3 separate regions of the Homo sapiens genome follow, and regions 1 and 2 are each linked to region 3. A link is a loop called in an ENCODE intact Hi-C map of the cell type or tissue named here. Cell type or tissue: heart left ventricle. All regions are shown on one strand. Each heading gives the region's core, and the rest is flanking DNA. Links, peaks and the distances in the headings are about the cores only.

Region 1 (6,183 bases), core at 786-5,785, 760 kb before region 3:
GTGGGTTGGGGAATGTCATATAACAGCATGCTTTCAAAGACAAAAATGTGGATTTGCTGGGCATATACTATTATCTTCTCCATTTATGGTGTAGGTTTATATCCATATTGGACATTCTGGGAAACTAAGACTTAGAGATTAAATAATATGTCCAAGGCCATGGCAAGTAGTTGCAAGTGTCAAGATTGTGACGATTTTGAACTTGGCTTTCTTTTATCTTTAAACCTGAACTCTTGGCCGGGCATGGTGGCTCACACCTGTAGTCCTTGCACTTTGGGAGACAGAGGCAGGGGGGTCACTTGAGCCCAGCAGTTTGAGACCAGCCTGGACAACATAGTGAGACCCCATTTCTACAAAAAATACAAAAATTAGCTGGGTGTGGTGGTAGGCACCTGTGGTCCTAGCTATTTAAGAGGCTAAGGTGGGAGGATCTCTTGAGCCTGGGAGACCGAGGCTGCAGTGAGCCATCATCACGCCATTGCACCCCATCCTAGGGGATAGAGTGAGAGTATATCTTCAAAAAATAAAAAGTAAAAAATTAAAAAGGAAATAAACCTGAATGGTTTCTTCCATATCCTTCCCTGTAGACTTCATCCATCTGAGTGGCTAGAGCCCTGCCCCAATTCCTAGCCTTCCTTGTACATTCATAAATTGCTTTTCTTTTTCTGTATTTGCCTATTCTGCTAGAGCAGCTATGACAAATCAGTAGGGCTAGTCTACATGGTTGGGGCTAATAGAAGGAGACTGTGAAATAAAGTGGAGAACCCTCCAATAGGGGCACATGTGAAACTGAGAGTCATGTGGGAAAACAAGTCCCCAGATCTAGGGAGAAGAGCCTGAATATGTCACCAGAATATAAAAATCTAAAGTTGTGACCACATTTAGTGAATCTGAGTCTCCAACTGCAGAGAGTAAGGAGCACATCTGGGGTGGTCTTGGAGTGATCTCCAAGATCTAACAGCACTGTGACTGGCTGTTATAGGCAGGCTGAAGTAGGACTCAGGGCTGGCCCATATGTATTTGAAATCTCAGGGCTGGGACTGGCATTTGCTGTGCTGCAAGGGATTTTTCTTGGGCTGGTGGAGATTTAAAAGGAGATCTCATGCTATAGCTTATTGCCTTTGACTCTGTGATGATTAGTTTTATGTGTCAACTTGGCTAGGCTATAGTAACAGTTATTTCATCTTCACCTAATCTAGGTGTTGCTGTGAAGATATTTTGTTGATGTGGTAAACATCTACACTCAGTTGACTTTATGTAAAGAAGATTATCCTCAATAATGTGCACACCCTCATCCAATCAGTTGAAAGGCCTTAGGAGCAAAATAGTTTTCCCTGATGAATGAATGAGAAATTTTGCCTCATGACGCTGCGTCAGATGCTGCCTGAAATTTTCTAGCCTGCCAGCCTGTCATACAGATTTGGGGCTTACTAGTCCCCACAATTATGTAAGTCAATTCCTTGAAATTATCTCTCCATCCGTCGACCTTTTACTGGCCTCTGATTCGCTGGGGAGCCCTGACTGGTACAGACTCTGAGGGACACAGGGAGCACAGGCAAATTACCATTCCAGTGATGCACTTGAGTGCTTTGGCTGTATTCTCTGGTGTTTTAGCAATAGCATTAGGACTGTTACAAATATTCAGAGAAGACCAAATGCCACCACCAACTTGACCTGTCTTGGTGGCATCAGTTATACCCTTGAAAGAGAAAAGTGAGTTTTCCCATGCCCTAATCTCGATTGCTCAGCAAATCAATGCATGCTCATCTTGGAAAGCTGACTTACTGCCCTAAACACCCAGGATCATCTTAGGTGGCACTGTGGCCTCTCATATTAAACATTTACCCTTAAACTGAAGTTCAAGTGCTGTGGGGACCAGAGCTTCTTTAAGGAATTTCTCCAATAGGCAGTTATCTACACTGCACACCAGGGCTAGGCAATGCTCATTGGAAGGCAGCGATTTAAACTCTATGCACACATGAGTGGTCTCCGAATTAACTGCAATGTCTGTGTTAAAAAGAGAGAAAGAGGCAAAAAGAGATCTACAGCTAGTGTCATTATGGGCAGCTCAATGAAGACATCTGCTGCATGCCTAGTGGCGTTCAGATAAGACCCATGACTGTGTGAAGGGGATGGAGAATGAGATGCGGAAATATTATCATGCCATCCTATAAATCAGTGGTACATCCTCACTTTGAATACAGCAGTCAGGGCCAGCTGTCTTATCTCAACGAGGATATAAATGAAAGGGTGAAAGGCCAGTGAAGGGCAGTGGAGTTGATTAGAGACATTGGAGGTGAGGTGGGGCAGGAGGTGACAGGGTGGATTTTGCTGGCAGAGAAAACACCAATGATTAGAGCTGTATATTACAGAGTCATGTGGAGTGGTGAGAGACCAGGTGGAGGTAAATGAAGTAATAAAGGGCTCCCCAAAGGCCAAGTGGGTGTTCCTATTTATCCTGCCTCATGAAATTAAATGGCAACAGATTGGAAATGGATGAAAGGACGTCTCTCTTAATGCATAAGGTGCCTGGTTTTCAATTGCATGTCTGTGAGGCTGCCTGGCCTATTGAGCATGCTAGGGAGTTGAGGCTGGGAGGGAGGAAGCACTGTTTCTGGTGAGGTGGGTGTGTTTGGCCTGCTTGCTTCTCCTGTCCAAGCCTCTGGTGCGTCTATGACATGGAGGGGTGGGGCCCCATTTTTTCAGGTCCTTCCAACTCTGAAGATTTCTGATTCTTTTCCCTGGAATCGCTTCCTTCCATCCTCTGCTCCCCCTGCTGGGAAAGTAAAGGAAGGCAGGCTGGGAAATGGGATAGCAGAAGCACAGTGGTTTCCTGGGCTTTCATAGCACTGGGTTGCAGAAGCCTGGGATGTTGATGAAAAGGACTGTTTCAAGATGTAAATGAAAGGCTCTCTTAGATAAACGAAAGCATCTTTTTAAGTCCCAGAGTAATCCCAGCTCACACTTTCCAGTTTCTTTGACTTAAGAAAATTACCAAATTTCTTATCTTCCTTGAACCTCAGTTTCTTTCTCATTGAAGAGGGGGTGATATGATTACCTCCTTCATAGATTATGCATTGAAGGCACTTAGTCACACAAGCAATGTTTAGTAAATGAAATCTATCATTGAATCTATTAAAAAGTTGGCATAAACCCGTAAGTGATTTGACAAATCAAACTAGTAATTTGTGGCAGATTCAAGATTCAAATGCATGCCCATCATCATGTGAAGGATGTGTTTTCCCTACTGAATTACATTGCTTTTAGTTGAGGGAAAAAGCTGCTTGGAGTCTAAGGCAGGGTTTGATTAATGCCATATGTGTAAGGCAGATAAGCACCATGAGAGGTCAGGGAGGGGAAATGCTCATAGAGTGGGCTGGGGTGGTCCTTGAGAACTTCCTGGAGAAGGGGTCATTTGAATAGGGACTTAGTGAAATGGAAGACTAAAGTGGAGGTTAAGGGGCATTCACAGCAGAAGAATCTCTTCATGCCATTCAGAGAGGCCAACTTGAGTCCAGGAAACACACCTACCTTATGGAAGTCAAGAGTTCTCATAAGGTGATGGTGATGAGGATGGAAGATGGTAATTCCAAAGGGCTCTGAAAGGCAGGCTCAGTTTGAAATGTCTCCTAAGGAAAGTGAGGAGCCATCAAAGGGTTGTAAACTAGAGTGCAGCACAATCTTCTCAACACGACCAAGATATGTTTGAGAAGATAAATGCAGCAGCTGTGTTCAGGATAGAGAAAAGAGAATCTGGAACTGTCAGATAGCTGGGCGTGGCCGCCGTCTGGGCCATAAATTTGTGTGGCAGGATAAGGGTAGTGACAGGGGGAATCAAGGCAGGCACGGGGGAGTGTGGCCTAGAAGAGAGATCAGGTGGCAGCAATTACCAAGTACTTGTTGTGTGCCAGGCCCTCTTCCAGTCACTCAGTGGATTTGCACTACCACCTGTGAGGTGGGCATGCTGATGCTGTGTGTGGCTTTGGAGCAGACAGACCTGGAATTGCATCCCTGCTTCAATTACAAGGACTTCCTGCAGGAGTGACTGGGCCAGTTGGCACCCCAAATGTCAGTTTTGTCCTCTTTTAAATGGGGTAATATGATCTATCCTGCAAAGTTGTTTTGAGGGTAAAAGATAATGTGTGAAAAACACCTAATAGCGAGAGCTTGTCTTGGAGAAAGCACGTGCAAAATGGACACTCCTGTCGGCATCTTTACTTCTAAAAGACTGCTTGAAAGAATTTTTGGCCTGGATGTGTGTGGGTGGCATGAAACTTAAAGGGTCAAAGATGGCTGTAGAATTCCAAGTGTCAGAGCCTGAGAAAATGCTGTTTCCAGTGACAGAAAGAGGGAAATTGGTTTTGAAGGAAATATGATAGACTTGGTTTGATTTTGAGGTGATGGCTGGGTATTCAAGCAGAAAAGCTTGACAGCCCATTGGAAGCATAAAGCCAGACCTCTGCAAGACACCAAAATTCTAGAGGAAAATTGAGCAATTTATCAAGTGTCTAAATATCTTGCCCACACAATGACAAATATCCAGATTTTTGGAATGCTTTTGACCTGGATTTAAATGTCAACTTTTTATCTCAATACTTGGTTGTGTTTTAGTGCTGACAAAGACCTCTTGTTTTCTTCCAGATTATGAACCCATTAATTTTGCCAAGATCCACATGGCCCAAATCGCCATCTATTTCTTTGCTCTTTGGCAGGAGACTAGAAAAGGGTTAAACAAGTTTATTTCTCTTTTAGCTCTCGGCTCTGATTCTTTATTATTCACACCTCAGCAAATCTTGTTTCATTACATTTTTGGAATTGCAATGTAATTTTGGTGATTAACTTTAAATTGGGGATAATACCCTGACAGGCATTAACGTAATGTCAAAACATTTTCTTATAATTATTTCTTAACCTTCGTCAAATCACTCTTCCCCTGTGGACCTTTAGTAATATAATATGGACAACACACCAGAACTCAAAGATGTAGAAAGGAAAAGTGATGACCAGGAACACTTATCAGAAATGATCAAGGCTAGTAAAAGACGGTGAAGCAGAGCCCTGTATTCTCACATTTCCCTGTCTCGGAGCGGAAGTGAAGAGATGAGTGCTGGAAGTGGCTCCTGGGATGTTTGGGTTAGAATGTGGCTGGTAGGAGTTTTGTTCCCATTGTCACATCTGTTACCATTACCCAAATGGAGCATGCATTCTGGTGAAAAACGAAAACAGCTTGGAAGGCCAAAAATAGTAGCTCAGCTCCACATGGAGAGACTTAGGAACCAGACAGCGCCTGCTAGAAGCAGAAGTGGAAATAATACCGTATAAAGTGAGAGAGCCTGAAGAGTTTTCAAAACATTTTCACTCATATTATCTACTTTGAGAATCCCAGCCACTTTGTGAAAGTAGACAAAGTCAATGTGGATCAGCCTCATTTTATGAAAAAGTAGACATTTTCAGCGACTTGCTTCAAACAATACAGTGAATGTGAAGCAGCAGCGTGTAGTAGCTTTGCTTTGGAGTCTGGGAGAAATGAGTTCAAATACAGCCTGGTTCCACCATTTACTAGCTCTGTGGACTGGGAAAGTAGCTTAATTTCCCAGAGCTTCGGTTTCTTCATTCATAACTTGAAGATAATAGTAGGACCTTTCTCATAGAGTGAAATTTACATAGAAAATTCTCAATAATTGGTAGTTATAATAACTGCCCAAGGGGTTTATCTTGCCCAATGCCTAGACAGAGGCGATTCATCAAGACAGGGGAATTGCAGTACAGAAAGAGTAATTCACGCAGAGCCGGCTGTGCAGGAGACTGGAGTTTTGTTATCATTCAAATCAGTCTCCCCGAGCATTCGGGGAACAGAGTTTTTATGGATAACTTGGTGGGTGGGGGGACAGCAGTGAGCCAGGAGTGCTGATTGGTCAGAGATGAAATCATAGGGAGTTGCAGCTGTCTTATGCTGAGTCAGTTCCTGTGTGGGGGCCACAAGATCAGGTGAGTCAGTTTACCCATCTGGGTGGTGCCAGCTGATCCATCAAGTGCAGGGCCTGCAAAATATCTCAAGCATTGATCTTAGGAGCAGTTTAGGGAGGGTCAAAATCTTGTAGCCTCCAGCTGCATGACTCCTAAACCATAATTTCTAATCTTGTGGCTAATGTTAGTCCTACAAAGGCAATCTAGTCCCCAGGC
Region 2 (6,183 bases), core at 786-5,785, 840 kb before region 3:
ATATACTAGCATGGACATGGAACAAGCATCCAGGAATACTCATGGGTACCAGGAATTTGAAGAGGATTCACCACTTAGTGCTATGGTTTGAATGTGTCCCTCAAAGTTTGTGTGTTGGAAACTTAATCCCCAATGCCACAGCATTAGAACTTGGGGCCTAAGAAGAGGTGGTTAGCTCATGAGAGCTCTGCCCTTAGGTACAGATTCATGTTGTTGTCTCAGGAATGGGTTAGTCATCAGGAGAATGGGCTTGTTATGAAAATGAGTTTGGCCACATCTCTCTCTTGCTCTCTCACTATCTCTTGCCCTTCCATTCTCCACCATGGGTTGACACAGCATGAAGGCCCTTGCCAGATGTGGACATCTTGATATTGGACTTCCCCAGCATCCAGAACTAAGAAATTCTTTCCTTCCTTCCTTCCTTCCTTCCTTCCTTCCTTCCTTCCTTCCTTCCTTCCTCTCTCTTTCTCTTTCTTTCTTTCTTTCTTTCTTTCTTTCTTTCTTTCTTTCTTTCTTTCTTTCTCTTTCTTTCTTTCTTTCTGTCTGTCTCTTTCTCTCCCTCCCTCCCTCCTTCCCTCCTTCCCTCCTTTCCTTCTCCCCTCCTGTCCTCCTTTCCTCCTTTCCTCCTTTCTTCCTTTCTTCCTTCCTTCCTTCCTTCCTCCCTCCCTTCCTTCATCTTTTAAGACAGGGTCTCACTCTGTTGCCCAGGCTGGAGTACAACGGCATGATCACAGCTCACTGCAGCCTCGACCTCCTAGGCTGTTGTCATCCTCCTGCCTCAGCATTCCAGGTAACTGGGATTGCAGGTGAACATCACCACATCTGGCTATTTTGTATTTCTTTTAATAGAAATGAGGTTTTGCAATGTTGCCCAGGCTAGTCTTGAACTTCTGAGCTCAAGTGATCCACCTACCTTGGCATCCCAACGTGCTGGGATTACAAATATGAACCACCATACCCAGCCAATTTATTTTCTGTATAAATTACTCTGTCTGTAGTATTCTCATATAGCAACACAAAATGAATGAAGACAAGTAGGATCCCCATAAACAGGTGACCCATCTTCCTGAGCCTCAGATTCTTGTTTTAATTGATTAAAGATGTTAATAATATTTTCTTATAGCATATGGCAGAGGTGAAGTTTAAGTGAGCTAACTGATATGATAGTGCTTTACTGATTGGTAAAAACCGTGCAAAGATTATTTCTGGTATGTCTACCCCATGCCCTAAAATTGCTTCTCTTAATGGTATTCAGTGTGGGAGGTGGTGACATACTGTCCCATGCTGGTCAGAATGGATAGAACTTAGGGAGTTCTGACTTTCAAGCTCTTTCTCAAACAGAGGCAAGGCCAAGTCAGGCAGAGCTCACTATTCTATAAAGAATGGTGTTTTGATTCCCGGAAGCAACAGCTTTGAAACTGTTGCTTTCACCTCTTTCACAAGAGATATGGTCAAGTGAGAGGATGTGTGGAGGGCGGTCCCCGGTGCAGTATAAGGACTAGCAGCAACTGCGGGCAAAGGGACCACGGGCATGAAGGGCCTCGTGTGGTAGATGTAGGTCAGGGTGGAGAGATTGGTGGGATTAATTCGTCTGTGAAGCTACACAGGGCAAAATTAGGATCAATGTTTAGATATTTCAGAAAGGCATATTTCAGGCATGTTTCAGCATGAAAGGAAGACTTATTAATAATTTCAGTTAGCCAAACATTAGATGGGCTACTTTGTGAAATAGTGAGTTCTCTGCCATCAGAGGTGTTCAAACTGAGGCTGAATATTTTGGAAGAGATACTTTATACTACTGGGTTGTACTAGATGGTCTGGGAGACCTCTCGTAGGCCAAATTTACTGCAAATTTATTTTTTTAGCTCTACTCAAATGTGACTCACTTCTCAGTAAGGATACACCTTCATGGTAAGAAATGATCCAGGCAAGGAAGGCACAGGGATCCCAAAGAGGGACCAATTCTCTCTCTAAGAGCTTTCACAAGGGGCAAAGCTAACGATGGCGGCATCCCTGGCTGCTGGGAGAAATGCTGGTAGCTTCTCCAGCTCTGCGAGACAACACTTCCCCGCAACAGATGACTTTTATCACAGGTCATCCTGTCAAATATCCTGGAGAATAAAGGAATACTCATGGGTACTGAGGAAGCATGCAGGAATTTGAACAGGATTCAGCACTTAGTGCTATGGTTTGAATGTGTCCCTCAAAGTTTATGTGTTGGAAACTTAATCCCCAATGCCACAGCATTGGAACATGGGGCCTAAGAAGAGGTCCCATGATAGATTCCAATTTTGCAAGTGGGATAATCAGGAGTCAGAAAATGGTCACTTACTACAACTTGCAGAGTGGGGCTGGCTAGGATCTGAAGATCTCAGTTATTACAAACCTCTCATTGTATAGATGGGAACACTGAGACCCAGGAAAACAGAACGATTTGCCTCAATTCACATTATGAGTGGTGGCAGGGTCAGTGCTGAATCATTCTTTGGTCCTGTGTCACATGATATCTCCCAGTTCGTTATTAAGGAGTTGGAAGAAGGGGCTGATATGCTCTCATTGAGACAGTCAGATCAGAGAGACTGTGGACCTTCTTTTCTGACCTGTTGTCCCATTCTGAACCTTCGGGAAAAGTGTTTCAAGTAAATGGAAAATTTCTGGAGCCCAGCAGAATTTGAGGTCTGGTAGAGAAGAAGATACAGATGACCAGCTAACCATCTGCTCTGCTTTTCTTCACCCTGCAAAGGGATAGAAAACTACAATATGGCTGGACGCAGTGGCCATATTGTAGCTTGTAATCCCAGCATTTTGGGAGGCCGAGGCATGCAGATCACTTGAGGTCAGGAGTTTGAGACCAGCCTGACCAATATGGTGAAACTCTGTCTCTACTAAAGATACAAAAATTAGCCGGGCGTGGTGGTAGGCACTTTGTAGTCTTAGCTACTTGGGAGGCTGAGGCAGGAGAATCACTTGAACCCAGGAAGCGGAGGTTGCAGTGAACCGAGATCATGCCACTGCACTCCAGCCTGGGCGACACATGGAGACTCCATCTCAAAAATAAATAAATAAATAAATAAAAGAAAAAAGAAAGAAAGAAAGGGAAAAGTTACAATACATGCTCTCTGGCCATGAGTGATCACTGAAGCAACAAATGGTAGTGGATTCAGCAGCAGCAACAGCAGCAGGTTTGGGTTATCTGTCATGCTACACAGCCTTATCACTGTAATTATATCAAGAACAAGTTTTCTATTTGAAAAAGGAGCTGGCGTACAAGAGGCACCTCCCACCGAAACAACAGGTGCATTGGCGGCACCTGTCACTGCTGCTGCTGCAGGTGCCTGGCGTCTTGGCACAGGCTGGCTTTGCTGGACCTCAGCTGGACAGAATGGGCAAGGAGGTCTCCACCCTGCAGGCCCTGGGACTTAGGTGATGAGTCAGGCTTTCTTTAGTCATTTTCCAGAATTGTCACTTTCCTGCCTGACTGGAAGGAGAGAGAGACAAAAATAGAGACAGAGAAAGGCAGGAAAGTTTGAGGAAGGGGTAACATACATGTTCCAGAGGAACTGGCAAGATGAGAAAGCCCAGAAACTCTCAGGACAAGACAGTATTTAGATATTGAGACTGTGATATGAAGGAGAGAAGAAGATATTATTCCTGACATATTTTATATTTATATATATTATCATTTCCCCCCCCCGCCCCCCCGAATGAGTAAACAACAGCGGCAAGATGAACAAGATGAACTAGGTCCTGAATGAGTGGTTGATCTGGCTCGTGGCATTTCCAGGAAAATATACAGGGAAGCACAGGGAGGTGGGAGCGGAATGAGAGACCCCAGCATGCTAGCTCTGGATGTGCCCACGAGAGGCCATGCACAGAGGGAAGGTGGAAGGGGACAGGGTGGAGAGAATGCTGAAAGCCAATTGTCTGTTTCTTTGAAAACACTGAAGTGCAGCTAAAAAGAGCCAGCCTTGGATTATGAGTTAGCAGACCTGGGATTGAATCTGGCCTCTATCACTAACTCACTGAGCACTTAGTCCAGAGCTAAAATTCTTTGAGTCCTGGTTTTTCCATCTACACAGCAACATGATACAGCATTCACACCTATGTTATAAGGGAGTTGTGAGGATTAAATGATATATGATATGCGACATTTTTCTCGGACTACATACGTAGCTTACTATATATTTTATAAATATTATAAACATATAAAATTGCCATTATTTAAGTTTCCTTCCACTAAGGCACCAGCAGCAGCAGCAGTGGCAGGTGCTACCAATGCACCTGTTGTTTTGGTGGGAGGTGCCCCTTGGACTCCAGTTCCTTTCTCAAATAGAAAGTTTGCAGAATGCAGTTTTATGTAGGAAGCATCAACGTTTATTAAGGGCACTACACGAGCAGATCATTGTGTTTACTTAAGTGAAACATACTTGTTGAGAAAAACCAGGTCCTCCCTGTAAGATGCTTAACATTTGTTGGCAAGGGGGAGAGATATAGATACAGTCACAGCTAACTATGATCCTCGGTGGTCGGGTGACACAATAGTGACATAGACAAAGAGTAATGAGAGAGTTCAGAAAGAGCTGAATCCCAACTAGTGGGATGAGAAAAAACTGGATGGATATCTTTGAAACTGGCTTTGAACTAGCTTTGAAAGTTGAGTGAGAAGTACTGGGCTTGTTGTTATAAAGAATTGCTGGAAGTGGGTATAATCCCAGCACTTTGGGAGGCTGAGGCGGGAGAATCACCTGAGGTCAGGAGTTCAAGTGGAACCCTGTCTCTATTTAAAAAAAAAAAAAAAAAAAGCTTGGTGCAGTGGTGCACACCTGTAATCCCAGCTACTCAAGAGGCTGAGGCAGGAGAATCACTGGAACCCGGGAGGCGGAGGTTGTGGTGAGCCGAGATCCCGTCACTGCACTCCAGCCTGGGTGACAGAGCCAGACTCCATTTAAAAAAAAATTGCTGGAAGTGGGAAGTATAGGTGTCACAACCAGGGGGCAGGCAAAGTGCATCTCTACTGAGGACTTTCAGCTTGTCATCTTCCTGGGCTGCTGGAAGAAGGGAAGCACCATTTCCGGGATCTCTGCCTCTCATATCGGTGGCAGCTCCTCCCTGTCCCTGCTATCCTGGATTCACACCTGACGGGCACTCTCACTAGCTTGAAACGACTAGGGCGTTGGAGACCCGACCCTGGTAAATGGGATTCCAACTGGGTCCCCAAGATCCGGGTTTTGTATCTGGTTTCTGCCTTTTGCAGATGTCTGATCCTGAGACTTAGTTTCCCTTTCTGCCACAAATTATGTCACAGCATTTGCTGTAATGATTAAATTAGATAAAACACAAACACACATTAAAAAATGTTGCATGAACGTTACTTCCTGCTCTCATGTTCTGTAGATTTTTTAATGGAGTTATGGGAATAAAAAGAAAAAAAAGTCTTTTTATTTTAATTGACAGGATCAAAAACAAGGGTGTAAGAAACTCTCATAGAATGAACAGAACCAGCAGTGAAGCTGGGCTCTGTTATTATCAGGAAGGTACCCAAGAGTTATCTTTATTGCTCACTTAGGAGTTTTCTTTGCTGTATGCTGGAAGTTATATCTCTTGACTTACAGAGAAGCCCTTTACAAGGTGCAATGATTGGCAAAATTAATTTTGAGCAGTTGAACTTGTTGCCAAGGACAATACAAATGAGGAGGTAGTTATTTTTTTCCTCTTGTGATGTTTTGGGGGCAACTTACAAAAATGGATGAACATTTTATTAAAAAAAAGGAAGCCATGACTTTTCTCTCATCTGCAAACTCTGCATAGGTAGCAAAAAGTAACTCCAGTTCGATGTGCAAACACTGCAGATACCGTGCTCTAGAATTCTACACACATTAAGTTCATCTCATGTAATTGCCTTCCCAGCTCAGAAAGAAAGAATAAAGAAAATCCCAAACTGGCTCCTGGATCGTGTCCAAGATATTTCAAATATGTGGTTATGACATAATATGAGTGGGGTGTTTTATTCCCCCAGGGCTTGGAGAAGGGAAATTCCTGACCACATAATTATATTCTGACCTCATGAAATTTACCCTACCCCTGCACTTTGCATGGATAATGCTATGCGTTTCCTTCTGACTGGGGGCCTTGTGCTATATGGAAAGAGATGTTTCATTTTGTCTACCTACCCCTGGCTAAAGT
Region 3 (6,183 bases), core at 578-5,577:
TCCCTTTGTGGCCCAGGCTGGAGTGCAGCGGCATGATACGGATCCATTTCTAATTGAATTTGAAGAAGAAAGTGTGAAGGCAAGTTTGCCTCAAGGGAAAAATGAAGGGAGGAGATGTCCACTGCCACTAGGAACATTTCCTTTTCCGAGGTGTTACACCATGGGGAGAATGGGAAGAGGATGCAAGCTCAGTTCAAACCCAAATGCAGCCTCTCCACTAACCACTCACTTTGCCCAAGCTGCTAACTATCTCCCAGACTTTGTTTCTTTGTCTGTAAAATGGGTATCATAATAGTTATTTACCTCAAAGGGGTTTTGTGAATAGTAAACATTCAGCCCAAGGTCTGGTTCATGTTTATGGTAAGTTGATTATTATCATTACCATCATATTCATGAACTGCCCAAATAAATGGAATCTGTAATTTCCTAGAAATGAACTTTGCAAATTTCTTGCTTCTGCTGAATTCTCTTTGGTGGCTTCCCCCATGTTTTCATCCAAAATGAACAACTGAACCTTTCATCTATGCAAAATATAATGAGAACCCAGCTGCTTGGGAGTAATGGACTTTTACTAGAGATTTGAGGGACTAGGGATGGAGTGAAATGAGATCCCACAGAACAGAGAACAACTTAAAATTCAATCCTGGACATCACTTTTTTATGAGTCAGGACTTCTCTGAGGCCCTCTTTGCTCCCCTGCCTTGAGCCATGCTGGGAAGTCCTCATCCTCTCTCTTCTCTCTCTCTCCTTCTCTCCCAGTGCACACCCCTGGCCCCACTCCCCGAATCTTTGGTACCATCTAATGCACAGCAGAGCAGCTTTTCATCCCTCACCCCGACATTTGCATATCCCCAAATTCAAGAAACCGCCTCACTAAAGGAAGTCTCCAACTGCTTTGAATCTCTACGCTTCGCAATGACAAGGCCTGGAACAAGGTTGTAGAGGTGATCCGCATATGTTTACTTGCCCTGTGGCTGCTGCTAGGTCACTGCTGTCTGTCTCCTTGCATGTTGCATGTAACTGTACAGTGGCCGGAACATTCAGTGTGCTCAGTAATAATGAGCTCCCTTTCCCTAACCCTCTTGCACACATCCTCCCCTAAATGACCAGATTTGAAAGTCATTTTGATTGAAATCCTGAGTGTGTGCAAAGAGCCTAGGAGGAAGCTGGGCCCCAAATGCTGAGAGACAAGGTCGATGAGGGCAGTTGGCCCAGGCCCAGGCAGAGGCCAGGGACAGGAGAGGGACTGTGAAAGAACTCTCTCTGAACAACCAACAAAGAGTCAGTGAGGAGTGGGTGGACCAACTGCACAGTGGGGAGGAAACGAGCCTGAGAGAGCAGCCACGCCTCTCCCCCATCTTCTCTATCTTCTCCCAGGGTGGCATCAAACTCCCCCTTCCAACAGCACTTTAAACACCAGTGCAGCACCTAGCAGGCCAAACCATGTGGATGAAAACAAATTAGATTCTTCCCTGCCCCACCCCAGCTGAAGTTTGCTGACTCAATTCATTCCCCCTCCTTTAGGTCTTCCTGTTTATGTTGTCATTTTGTTTTATTATTTATTTTTAGCCCTGATTTCGGAAGCTTTTATTCTGCTGGGCATTGGCAGGATATCAACGGCACTGCTCTGCTCTGTGCTCTGAATAGATCATTGTGCAGGCCTGGCCTCGGTCCCTGCAGAGACAGAACGCTAGTGTGAGCCACCTCACGCTGCCTCTTCACCGGCCTGGCCAGCCCCGGGCCTGCTGGTGTTCTCTGCAGGCCCCGCCAGCACAGCATTCATGTTCATGAATATTAGAAATAGAAGTGAGGTTAGATTTCGTGTGGTCCAGCCCTTCACCCTCCAATGGAGAAACTGAGACCCAGAGGAAAGGGTCAGCCCAAAGCCATATATTGAAGTAACCGAGCCAGAGCCTAAACCTTGGACTCTCAACTTCTGTTATAATGTTCTATTCCATATGCTACGGAATCACTTAAAGAACAAAACCATCATTTCCTAAATTACACAATAGGTGAAGACCAGAGTGCCTGATCCATTTTTATTATTTACATATTTTTTCTGGACTCTGGATGTACTTACATTCACACACACACACACAAACACACACACACAAAGTCCAGGACATCAATAGGAACTCCTTTCATCGTTCTCACAGGTTATTCTCTGTTATTTTTTCTTCTTTAAAAAATTTAAAAAAAAATTGCTGTGAGCTGGTAGCAGCAACCTGGTGCGGCTTGCCTCCTTGGACAGGCTGCAGCAGCAATGAAGCAAGGGACACGCTTCAGTTCCCAGGACAATGGTCTCTTTGACTGGGAATATACCAAACCAGAATTACAAGTGTGCAAGAATAAACAAGGCTGGAGTCAATCTAAAGTTGTTTTACACTCTGTTTTATTAAAGTCAATGCATTTCCGTTCCTATGTGCCCAGCTTAGGCTTGCTTAATTATAGACACCCGGGGTGAATGCTAATGTAGACAGGACAGTCGGTGATTGGAAAACAAGGCCCTTTTCTGACCTCTACAGGCCATTTGGAGGAAACAAGAAATTGCTTCTGGAAAATTACCGACCAGGAGGCACCGCAAACGGGGCTGAGGGAGGTTTCTCCTGGACGCCTCCTTGAAGCTCTGAGTTGGCTGGACTCACGTGTGTCCTGCTTTCCTGCAGCTCTGCTCTCCATGCGTAAGAGGTTACTGAGGCAACGGGTAGGAGGTCATTCTCAGGAGACCGTTCTAACAGAAATTAAGATCTCAACCATTCAACACATATTTATGGAAGTCCCACCACATCTTGGGCACGATGCTAGGCTCTCAGGATGTAGCAGTGAACAAAATTGTCTTTGTTCTCCAAGATATTACAGTCTTGGTGCAGTGGGGCGGTGGGGGGGAGGTGAAGAGGGGACAGCAAAGTCCACAGGCAATGCCATACAACAAAAGCTGTGACTGGGTTTCTCCAAGATGACAGTAGGAACTCAGAATCAGATCATGGGAGACTTCTTGGAGGAGCCTACATTTAAGCACATAATGGATAGATCTAGGCACATGGATGGAAGAAGAGGGAACAGAAGAGTAAGGTGCTTTCTGAGAATTGAAAGTAAGTTTTTATGACTTTAACAGGGGCTGATGTCAAGAGAAGAGACCAGAAAATTACGTAGTGGCTGGATCTGAAAAGGCTCAAGCACTAGGTCCTGTCTGCATTTTATCCTTAAGACCATGGGAGGTCACTGACAAATTATAAACTGCGAAAGTAGAAGCCGGTTTTCCTTCCTAATACTATCAGGCTGCACAGGGATGAAAGGGTTGGAAAGGAAGCACAACCAAAGGTGAGAAGAGTGGTAAGAAAACTTGAAGTCCAGGTGAGAACAGTGTTACCGAGTCTGATTCTTAGCTTTGGACTCCAACCAAAGCTAAGATTCACACTCAACAACATTGCAGATTCATCTATTTAGTGAAGATCTGAGTACCTGCCTCGGCCAGACAGTGAGCTCTGCATCTGGCACACAAATAAATCAAACAACGCCGGTTTACTATCGGCATAATCAAGTTTAGGAATTTGGAGGTAGAGATTTTGTTGGGAGGAGATTTTGACTTTGAACCTGTTGAGTTTGAAAAGGAGCAGGAAGTTATGCAGAAATGGCCAGTAGGAGTTACTTGTATTTGAGTCAAGGATCTACAAGAACAACACACTTTCCTAGAAATGGAGACTTGCTCCATAACCTCTCAGAGGGCCCTTAGGGGTCTTTGAAGAAAGATGTTTTTCCTTGGAGAGCAAGTTTAAGAGTCCGATTGCCTGAGTTAAGGTTGTGATCTGCTACTTACTACCTGTATCATCTTAGGCTAGCCCTTAAATTCTTAATGCCCTCATTTATAAAGTGAGCATAACAACAGAGTTTAGCTCGTTGGGCTGAAGTTTTAGGCTTAAACATGATGACACCTGCGATGGTCTTAGACTATTATAGATACTAAGTGTTGCTAATTACCACGTTAGCTGTAACTGTGTTATGGTTCATATTCACCTCCTCTGGGGAAGTGGAGGGAGCATGAGTTAGGAAGTCAGATTTCCCCGGGAACAGATTCCAGCTCTATCATTTACTAAACGTGTCTCTTTAAGTATGGGTGCACTTCATTTTTAAAATGGCAATCATAATGTCCATTTATCCCACAGAGCTGGTACTGAGAGTGAAATGAGTCACTTATGTGATTGTCTGAGCAGAGCAGAAACACAGGCAGATTTTTCCTCCTCTAATACCTCCCAAAATAACTTCCTCTTCAGAATGAAGTGTGGGTGGGGTCTGGTTGATAGTCTTCTACCCCAGGACATTCATTCATTTAACCCCCATACCCTGGATGTTTGGATGGCAGACCTGTCGGCTTCTCTGCTTCCTGTCCCGTCCCACAGCCAGTAGAGACAATTGAACTCAATGCCATGTCTTGCCCTGCCCTTCAAGACCAGGGCTACACTCAGACACTTTAACTGAATAGCTCCAAATAATTATGCTTAAGTGTTACTTATTTTGCCAGGAGCTGGTCATAATACTTGTCTGATACCAAGAAATCATTTTAACCCCATAAGAGCCTAGAGACTATAAAAGATCATTGAAATCCCCCCATGTAGAATCATCTTTGCTTCAGCCTTTTTATTTACTTTTAGACAGAGTACAGGGTCTCACTCTGCCACCTAGGCAGGAGTGCAGTTGTGCGATCACGACTCACCGTAGCCTCAACCTTCCACTTCCAGGCTCAGGTGATCCTCCTGCCTCAGCCTCCCTAGTAGCTGGGACTACAGGCATGCACCATCACGCCTGGCTATTTTTTTTCTTTATTTTTTGTAGATTCAGGGTCTAACTATGTTGCCCAGGCTGGTCTCAAACTCCTGGGCTCAAGGGATCCTCCCAGCTTGGCCTCCCATAATTCTGGGATTACAGTTGTGAGCCACCACGCCTTGCCTGCTTCAGCCTTGTAAACAGTCAGTGCTCTCCTCTGTTTAACTACTTGTCATAAGAACTAAATGTGGCTCATTTGGTAATTCTCTCATAGACTGTGTTCTCTACCAATGATACTGAACCCATTTTACTTTGCATTGGAACTGGCCCAGAATATATACACACTTCAAGTACAGTTTATGTCACATGCTAATGAGAGATGAGTCCCGTCTTCTGCCCAAAAGGCCTTCATCTTGACATCTGTGTGACAGTAGAGCCTAAAATCATCAACCAGCTGCCCCTCACCTGTATGAACATGTGTCATGTGTCTGAGGATCAACCTTCCCTCACTCATTGTTATGCTTAAAGCCCTGTGCCGTGTGTGTGTGTGTGTGTGTGTGTGTGTATGTGTGTGTGTGGTGGGGAACTCAAACTCAGCTTCAGCTCCATTATGTTGAATTGTGTGTGTGTAATAGATGATTTTAAGTTATATGCAATTGTATCTTTTTATTATTAGGCACTGAAAGGTTGTAATAGAATCCATTTTTATCTCAAAATTCCCTTTTACCACTCTATTTTTTCTTTTCTAAAGAACACTTTTTATCAAGCATTGGTAGCATGAACCAAACTGCAACACAAACAAAAGAGGACATCTGTTGGGAAGACAGCAGCAGGCTCCAGAGCTGATGAATTATTTTTGCCCAGAAAAGCCCTCCTGGTGGGCACCAGGCTACTATGCATGTCTTTCCAAGACTAGAGAGTTTGGGGAGCTGGGGTGAGCTGTACCAGCAAGGCAAAACAAATCCATCATTTTAATGCAAATCCAAATGCTGAGATCCACCATGCGAGTCATTCTTCTGTGGCCCTAACAAGGATGACTTATGTCAGGCATTTCCTGGGAGCTCCTTCTCTTGGCATAGGGCAGAGGCTGCCCTTAGCATATGAAATCGACTCTACGGCACCATTTTCCAGGCTGATAAATGAAAGGGTGTAATATGACCTTCCTTGTGTTGGCAGCCCTCAAGGTGAGCTTGTAACTCAGGGAGCAGGTTAATTTCAAATATTCTTGGTGGCTCTGAATCCTCTTTCTGGAAGGAAACTGAAGCCAATGTATGGAATTCTTGGATGCTGATTCTTATTGATGGGATTGCAAGGAGAGCCCAGGCAGCCAAGTTGGCATGATATCCATGGAGCTGCACAGACAGTTCTCACCAAAGGGAGCATAGGAGGCAGAGCCCCTGGGTAAATGTGGCAGCTCCTGGG

The links. A loop is a pair of places that touch in the nucleus more often than their neighbours do. Peaks named below come from ENCODE experiments on the same cell type or tissue, not always from the same donor. Only the 100,000 strongest peaks of a DNase experiment are listed, where the experiment ranks them.
Region 1: a loop joins it to region 3, with 2.9 times the contacts of the local background. A loop is called at or near these places in 2 of 110 quality-filtered maps.
Region 2: a loop joins it to region 3, with 3 times the contacts of the local background. A loop is called at or near these places in 2 of 110 quality-filtered maps.

The regions. Positions count from the first base shown.
Region 1 is chr15:87,669,080-87,675,262 of GRCh38, reverse strand. The region is part of intron 1 of LOC102724465 (a long non-coding RNA gene); the gene reads left to right. Among named protein-coding and RNA genes, the nearest start is that of LINC00052, 95 kb to the right of the region's middle. RefSeq lists an enhancer at 5,361-6,183. In heart left ventricle, for the core only: CTCF peaks have their summits at 2,581 and 2,782 (motif pointing left); no DNase peak of the experiment used is centred there.
Region 2 is chr15:87,752,583-87,758,765 of GRCh38, reverse strand. No RefSeq gene overlaps it. Among named protein-coding and RNA genes, the nearest start is that of LINC00052, 180 kb to the right of the region's middle. In heart left ventricle, for the core only: no CTCF peak of the experiment used is centred there; no DNase peak of the experiment used is centred there.
Region 3 is chr15:86,912,344-86,918,526 of GRCh38, reverse strand. AGBL1 (AGBL carboxypeptidase 1) reads right to left here. Exons shown (of 23, transcript NM_001386094.1): 23 at 2,371-6,183. Among named protein-coding and RNA genes, the nearest start is that of AGBL1-AS1, 600 kb to the right of the region's middle. In heart left ventricle, for the core only: a CTCF peak has its summit at 2,530 (motif pointing left); a DNase peak (open chromatin) is centred at 1,696; H3K27ac peaks cover 1,271 bases.